Regions from separate parts of the Homo sapiens genome. Here region 1 is linked to region 2. Evidence: chromatin contacts called from ENCODE Hi-C or POLR2A ChIA-PET data. All regions are on one chromosome and are shown on one strand. The core of a region is the stretch at or near the end of the contact, and the rest is flanking DNA. Distances in the headings are between cores, read along the strand shown.

What was found. Hi-C counts contacts between places; a loop is a spot of excess contacts on that map. ChIA-PET counts read pairs that join two places held with the same protein, here RNA polymerase II (POLR2A). Pooled maps may share reads with other maps.
Region 1: a map of PC-9 shows a loop between it and region 2 (2.1-fold over the local background). The contact joins two enhancer-like sites. A Hi-C loop is called at or near these places in 9 of 168 maps with a recorded cell type or tissue (CD8-positive, alpha-beta T cell, IMR-90, MCF 10A and 6 more), 2 of 37 single-sample maps with no recorded cell type and 16 of 50 pooled maps. POLR2A ChIA-PET finds 5 or more read pairs at or near these places in 7 of 52 experiments (GM12878, IMR-90, MCF 10A and 3 more).

What each region holds. Positions count from the first base shown.
Region 1 is chr9:72,442,506-72,446,120 of GRCh38, reverse strand. No RefSeq gene overlaps it. Among named protein-coding and RNA genes, the nearest start is that of TMC1, 77 kb to the left of the region's middle. RefSeq lists an enhancer at 1,669-1,928. Within about 2 kb of position 2,065, at least 9 of the 41 ENCODE cell types and tissues checked have a DNase peak (open chromatin) inside an H3K27ac peak, as active enhancers do; they include PC-9, where a contact is called at or near this core.
Region 2 is chr9:72,395,173-72,399,074 of GRCh38, reverse strand. No RefSeq gene overlaps it. Among named protein-coding and RNA genes, the nearest start is that of ZFAND5, 32 kb to the right of the region's middle. Within about 2 kb of position 2,379, at least 4 of the 41 ENCODE cell types and tissues checked have a DNase peak (open chromatin) inside an H3K27ac peak, as active enhancers do; they include PC-9, where a contact is called at or near this core.

The DNA of each region.
Region 1 (3,615 bases), core at 816-3,315, 47 kb before region 2:
CTTCTCCATGCCAGAGGAAGGAATCAAACCCAGGTCTATCAAAGTCTTAATTTATGTACTTCCTCATATAGAAGGCAGTCATCTAAGTGCTAAAGATATTTGGATATCAGCAAGATTTTTAAGATAGACACTGCTCTCTTGCTAGACAAAGTTGTAGTAAAGGACAGGGTTACCTTACAGATCTAGGACACAGCAGGATAAGTCAAGCTCCAACCCCTTGGTGAGACCTTCTCCAGAGAAGCAGACCGCTGAGGGACAGTTTTTGATGTCTGTGTCCTATCTAACATATACAAAACTCTTAACAGCTGGAGAGATGAATGATTCATCTAAACCCATCCCAGGAGTCCTGAAATCTTCCCCTTTGTTGCAGTGAGACACATTAACTGGAGGAGAGATGGCCTCCTGCAAATCTCCATCACAGTCAACCCTCCCATCTTCTTGTTCCACTTCCCTGTCACTCACCTATGAGATTTGGAGATAGGCTAATTTGGTCACATTATTCCTCAGCTGGTCCCTTTTGGAGAAATCTTTTTAGGTATTTTGGTCACCAACTTATTCCCTTCCTTAAAGTAATTTTTGTTAAATTCTCACCACCCTCTTAACTTTTAATTCCTCTTCCTCTTTTCCTCCTCCTCCTCCCTTTCTTTCCTCTTCCTCTTTCTCTTTCTCTTCCTTTTCTCTCTTTCTCTCAGTTGATAACTGTGCCTACCACACCTCCAGGAAACATAAACCATCAATTTTATAACCTAAAATCCAATCAACCTCCATACACATCCATTCTTCCGTTCCTCCCATGACAGAAGAAGAGGAGCCCTTCTAGGCAAAGCTAATTCTGCTGCTTTTGTCCTTATCCTGTTTACTCCTGCTTATCCTGGAGTCTGTGCCGTCTTTTATTGTCTCTCCTCTGCCTTTTCACTCCTCCTTCTCCATGAGCATCTTTCCCTTACTATAAAACATAACTAACTTGCTCCCACTGATGAATATCTTTTCTTTCTTCTTAATTCCACTTTATTTCCCAGGTGTCTGTGGAGCGTGTGCTATGTGCCAGACACTGTGCTGGGTGATGAGAATACTTTGGGAAATGAAACATCCAAACCCTGGCTTCAGGGAGCTTACAGTCTAGTGAGAGAGCAGATGATAAGTAGGCATCTAAATATAAATTTATAAATTTCCACAAATAGGGCACAGTGCTAGAGAGTAAACAGGGAGTCCTCTAAGTTAGGGTAGCCAGGAAAAAGCTCTTATCATTCCATCACTTCCATTACTGGAGTGCAGACTGTTATCTCTCACCTGGGTTCTAATGAATTCTTAACTGGATTCTCTGCTTACAAATTCCCTTTTTTGGTCCTTTTCACGTATTACTACCATAGTTCAGTGTCTAAAGCAGATCCAAACTTGTCATTCCTCTATTTGTGCCTTCAGTAGTTTCTCAATACCTGCAAGCCCAGATACTTGAGCCCAACATTTTAAAACACCTAGATGAGTAAACAGACTAGAGATTGCTCTATAAACAGAGACCAGTGCTGTGAGCAATGTTTGGTGCTGATGTTAATCTCCAGAACTCCCCTGGGCTTGTTATTTTTGACAGCCATTCTCTATTTTGATTTGTCTTCTTTAACAAAACAAAACCAAATGAAGAATGAAGAGCATCCAATGGAGGACCTAGAGCAATTGCATTCTCTCCTATGACTACTAAGTAGTTCTAAGAAACAGGTTAGGCTGTGGAACCTGCAAAGTGGAGAAGAAAGTGGCTGAAACTCTGGAGAAAGAAAAGGCCACACAGTTGACTGCTGCAGGAGACCAAATTTGACATTCTTCTTTAAAATGCTATTAGGAAAACTGGTCAACTAAAACAAAAAGAAACTAAATTTCATGAATTTCTCATTTGGTGAAATGGGCTTTTGTGAATTGGCCATTGAGTGAGTTTTCTTCAAGAGTCTAGGGGAATTTGACATTCTGACTATTTGACAGACTCCACCAGGGGGAAGTGAGTTATATGAGTCAAGATTAATGGCATGGGCAGAGGAGCTTCTGTCCCACTTCCTTTTTAGTAGCTGAGAGCATACTGTGTCTCTTGTTGCCTCTCTGTCAGCTTGTGGATAGCAAAGTGTGGGCCTAAACTTCACGCTTCCAATACGCCGCCAAAGAGAACATGGAACTTGATTGAGGGCCTGATTAGGAGCTTGATAGAAGATGTCTTGACAAAAAAGATGAGATGACCTGTTAGTGGTGAGCCAGAGATGGTTCACCGGGTCAGAGACCTGCCTATTAAATTATAAGAAACTTTGCAAGCCAGTTGTTAAACACAGCAATACTTAAAAACAAAGATATTTCAACTTACATTTAAATTAATTCTATTAAAAATAAAGACAAGAAATATTCAAAATTGTCACTCCATAGTTATTAGACTACATTTTACATATTATCTATGTTCTTGAGCTTATATGTATCTATTGTATCTGTAAGGCAGATCTTTTTCCAACTTCACATTTGGTGACACCACACTGGTACCTTGAAATGCCAAGGCAGAAATGTTTGCACCACAAAAGTCTGCAAATACCACAAATCAGGGCTCAAGTGACTCAGAACCAACTGCTAATCATACTGCGGTCTACACTGCAGGGCAGACTTCCTGTTTGAAGAGCTAGGAGAGGTTAGCACAGTGACTCATGCCTGTAATCTCAGCACTTTGAGAGGCCAACTGGGGTGGACCACTTGAGGTCAGGAGTTCGAGGCCAGCCTGGCCAACATAGTGAAACCCCATCTCTATTAAAAATTAAAAAAAAAAAAATTAGCCAGGCATGGTGGCACATGCCTGTAATCCCAGCTACTTAGGAGGCTGACACACGAGAATTGCTTGAACCCAGAAAGTGGAGGTCAAAGTAAATGGCACCACTGCACTCCAGCCTGTGCGACGAAGTGAGACTCTGCCTCAAAAAAAAAGAGCTAGGAAAGTCACACTGGACCTCTGCAGCACTAACAAGGTAAGGTCATGTCAGCAAGGATAAGAATGGTCCATGCATTACACCAGTTACAGGCTTCAGTTCATATGCCAGCAGAACACCCCAAAATTGCACCAGTCCCTCCCAGTGGTCATGAGTCCAGGGAGCAGCGCGGACCAGCCATGACACAGCAGAGACCAACAATGTCAAAAGGATGCCAAGAACTCCCAATGTCCTCTGTCCTGCTGAAGTCGCTTAAGCCTCACATTCAGATGTCATCTTGAAGAGAAACAGAGTGAGCAGAAACCTGAGAGACTGAGCACTTTATCTAAAAGAGATAAAGAATTTACCTAAAGTCATGATTTTCTTTATAAAATTGAATAAAATTCTGGTGAGACTAAAACTGCACTTGTCACCCTTTGGGTTGGGGGTGGTTGAGTGAGGATGATCTTTGCTGACAACAGACCTAGTATATAAAAAAGGAGCCATACTTTGTTGTTGTTGCGTATTTGAAAACAGCGTAAATAACTTTACACTTCTGCTACAGTGGTGATTTTGAACTTTTTTCTCTTTCTGTGACTCTAGCCAAAGAGATAGTGAACTTTTATTAAGGGATAAATACTATTAGTATCTTCCATTTGCAGATAAAGAAATCAAGCCTCAGAAAGTCTCT
Region 2 (3,902 bases), core at 1,130-3,629:
CAAAGAGAAGTGTTATAATAATTGTAATCATAACTACTGTTTCTTGAGCACATTATTGGACCTCTGTCTGATACTACCTCTCATCCTCAAAACAACCCTGAAAGTAGGTGTTACTTCCATTTCACAGAAGACTTGTCACAACTATATGTGGTTCCATATTAATAGCTGCAACCCACTCAAGGAGACAGGGTAACAGTGATCATTTAGTGAACATCTACTATGTCCTTGCACTGTGTCAGGCCCTTTATACTTATTTTTTCATGTAATGCTCACAGCAACTTGCCAGGATAGGCAATAATGTCCCTATATTAAAGATGCAGAAACTGAGGTTCAGAGAGGCCAAGTAATGTACCCCAAATCATAGAGCCAGTGAATGGCCACATAGCTGGGTTAAAAACCTGGAACTGCCTGACGCTCAAACACTTACCTCGTCTCTAAAATATTTCCCATAAACCAATGGCATCCATTTCTCCATGTCTTTGTTCAAGCTGTATTCTCTTCCTAGGATGACCTGCCATGCCTAACCTCCCCTCAGTCTTCACGGCCGAGCACAAATATTACTTCTTCAGTCCCAACCAGCCCAGGCAAAATTCGTAATCTCAGCACAGGTTTTTGCCACTAGTCTAACACTTATCACATAGTATTGTAATTATTTGTATGTATTTCTCTGCCATGAAAGGTTAAGAAGACCTTGAGAGCAAAAATTGTTTCTTATTTACTCTTTTTTTTTTGAGACAGAGTCTTACTCTGCTACCCAGGCTCGAGTGCAGTGGTGCAATCTCAGCTCACTGCAACCTCCACCTCACGGGTTCTAGCGATTCTCCTGCTTCAGCCTCCCGAATAGCTGGGATTATAGGTGTGTGCCATCACACCTGGCTAATTTTTGTATTTTTAGTAGAGATAGAGTTTTGCCATGCTGGCTAGGCTGGTCTTGAACCCCTGACCTCAAGTGATCTGCCCACCTCGGCCTCCCAAAGTGCTGGGATTACAGGCGTGAGCCACCGCTCCCAGCCTCTTACTCACTTTTCAGTTCCCAACACATAGTGCATAGCTTGGCATATATGTTGGCACTTCATATGCTAATTGGTGGCTGATGTAATAACCCACATCAGCATGTTATAAACTAAAAGGACCTCTAAAAAGTAACAAAACCAATTCCTCCTTCATCTGTTGGGGAATTACATTTTTTGCTTATTTTTATTTATTTTTATTTTTATTTTTCTGTTTTAAAGACCGTCAGAAGAGTGATTGCTACAACCTCTTCACCTTCTTTATTTCTGATTCTAGCCCCCATCCATGCATGTTTTTTCTCTCTGAGAAAATGCTCTTAAATTTTCAAAAACATGAAACATAATTTTCACAAAATCTATCTTTATTTTGGCTGTTTCCTGGTTATCTGAGCTCTATGTGGCACAAAAATTTATTTCTACCTCTGAAGTCTCACTACAGATAGAGGGCTTTTCCTTGCCATAAGATATGTGATGACCCCAAGGGTGCACATTGGTCTCATAAGGAAGGAGCAGATGAAGATGATGCTTGGCTTAGTATTTCAGACAGAACAAATGCATGTGCACTGATTTGTACCTTCTAATCAATTACCAATGCTTTATTTCCCTATAAGAAGAAATATACATAAATGCTTTGATTCTCATTTAACAGATTGGAAAACTAAGAAACAGAAAGAGTAAATGATTTGGCTCAAACTTTATTGTCCTAGAGTTTAAAATTCAATTCAAAATTTTCACCTTCCGGACTGCACTCAAATCCAAGGCCAATTTTTCAGAAAATGGGTTGCAGCTCTAATATTTTCTTTATCAAGATAATCAGGTCATCCCTTTAAATAACTCCTTTCTTCTTTAGAAGTGACATTAATATACAACTATCCTGAAAGCTTATATGCAAAACAAGCTAATAAAAAGATCTGGCTTTTTTTTTTTTTTCTGAAGTCTTTACTTAATAAGGATATTCACAGATAATTGGCAATACTGTCTGGACAAAGAGTTACAGCTTCGTCGTCAAAACACATAGCCTGCTTGTGCAAATTAGCTTAAGAAATTTCCCATTTCTAAGAGGATAGGCCAGCTGCCAGCTCTTTAAGAAAGAAAAACACACCCTCTTAGAACACGAGTCATTAAATATTACATAAAGGGTACGTACACACACACAGGCATTTTAAAAAATTGCTCAAGACCTTCCAAAACGTCTCTTCACCACACATAGGGTACACATTTTGTCAAGATCAAGTTGTTTTTTTTCTTATGCATACCACTTACCAATAGTATTGCTACATGAGAAGGCTAAAGATGTACTGTAAACAAGAGTGCCTAACAGACAGAGCAGATGACTCAGAACTGATTTTGAAGTAGAGTTTACACTTGTAAGTTGAACTTAGTGCCTGCACCTGCTTACTTGTCAGCCCTGTTTTGAAAACAGATTGGCTGACCTTTATGCCTATAGTTATTTTCTAAATCTCATACCTGAAATGCAACCTTCTTAGAGAAAGAAGACCTAACCAATGTTTTTAGCACAGGTGGATTAAAATGGCCGTTCTTTGGAAATGTGGATTGAAAGTGTGAACAAGGACAGAAGTGTGCCCACCAAACCAAAACACAAGACCAGAGGCAATGTGACTTGCCAGAACTCAGCGTGGACATTTGAGTGGCTCCTGTCCAGTCCATGTCATAAATGAGTGCAGTGGGTGCCTTTATTCTTTTTACTGTGAACACTCAAAAGTATTGAGACATTACAAGCAGAGAGATAGTTAACAATTGAAATAAGACCAAAATAGTTCCAAAATCTAAAGGCAAAGGAATTCAGATGTCTCAACATGCTTCCCTAAAAAGCGAGTTCAAAGTACACAATAAAAAATAAGAAGATAACTGCTTTGATTTACAAGAATATTTCATTGATTTGCTTCTTAATTGCTTTGGGACAACAGATTCCTCAGAACAATGTCATATTTATTTTTCTATGTTAGCCAGAAAGTGAAAAAGAACTACTGAGTTGGAACAAGAATGTTTTCCCTTTACAAAATTAATGATTTCATCATAAATATTATGGTAACACTTTCCAAGAGTCTCAAAGTTTAATCCATCATATTTTTAGTAGTTAATTTAACAAAGTGGAATCTCAACTTTCAAATTCCTTTTCTTTTATATTGGAAGAATATTTGCCTATTTCATACTACTTTTTTTAAGCTTTTTTTTTTTAAATAAAGCACTTTTGGAAGGAAAATTTGCATATGTTTTTCAGGCTAAATCTGCTTCTTTTTAAAAACAAAAACTAATCTTAAAAAAGTAAATGCAGACAAGCAATTAAAAGGCTTTCCTTATTTGAAAAGCAACTTTTTCTCTCGTGTGGTTTATCAGTGAGCTCAAATGGACTTATATTGATAATTAAAATGATCTGTAGGGTCTTGCCCTAGTTAAAAAGCCACGTTAAAATGTGAGTGCTTGATATTAAAAGTTACACTTCCGGCCTGGCGCGGTGGCTCACGCCTGTAATCCCAGCACTTTGGGAGGCCGAGGCAGTTGGATCACGAGGTCAGGAGATCGAGACCATCCTGGCAAACATGGTGAGACCCCGTCTCTACTAAAAATACAAAAAAATAGAGGGGCGTGGTGGCGGGCGCCTGCAGTCCTAGCTACTTGGGAGCCTGAGGCAGGAGAATGGCTTGAACTTGGGAGGCGGAGCCGAGATCGCGCCACTGCGCTCCAGCCTGGTCGACAGAGCAAGACTCCGTCTCATAAAATAAATAAATAAATAAATAAAATAAAAGCTACACTTCCACCTAAGTATAATGCAGCAGCTGTGAAATGGTGGGTGATGAGGACATTGTTTCCTTACATTAATTTTTTTTTTTTTTTGAGACGGAGTTTCGCTCTTGTTGCCCAGGCTGGAGT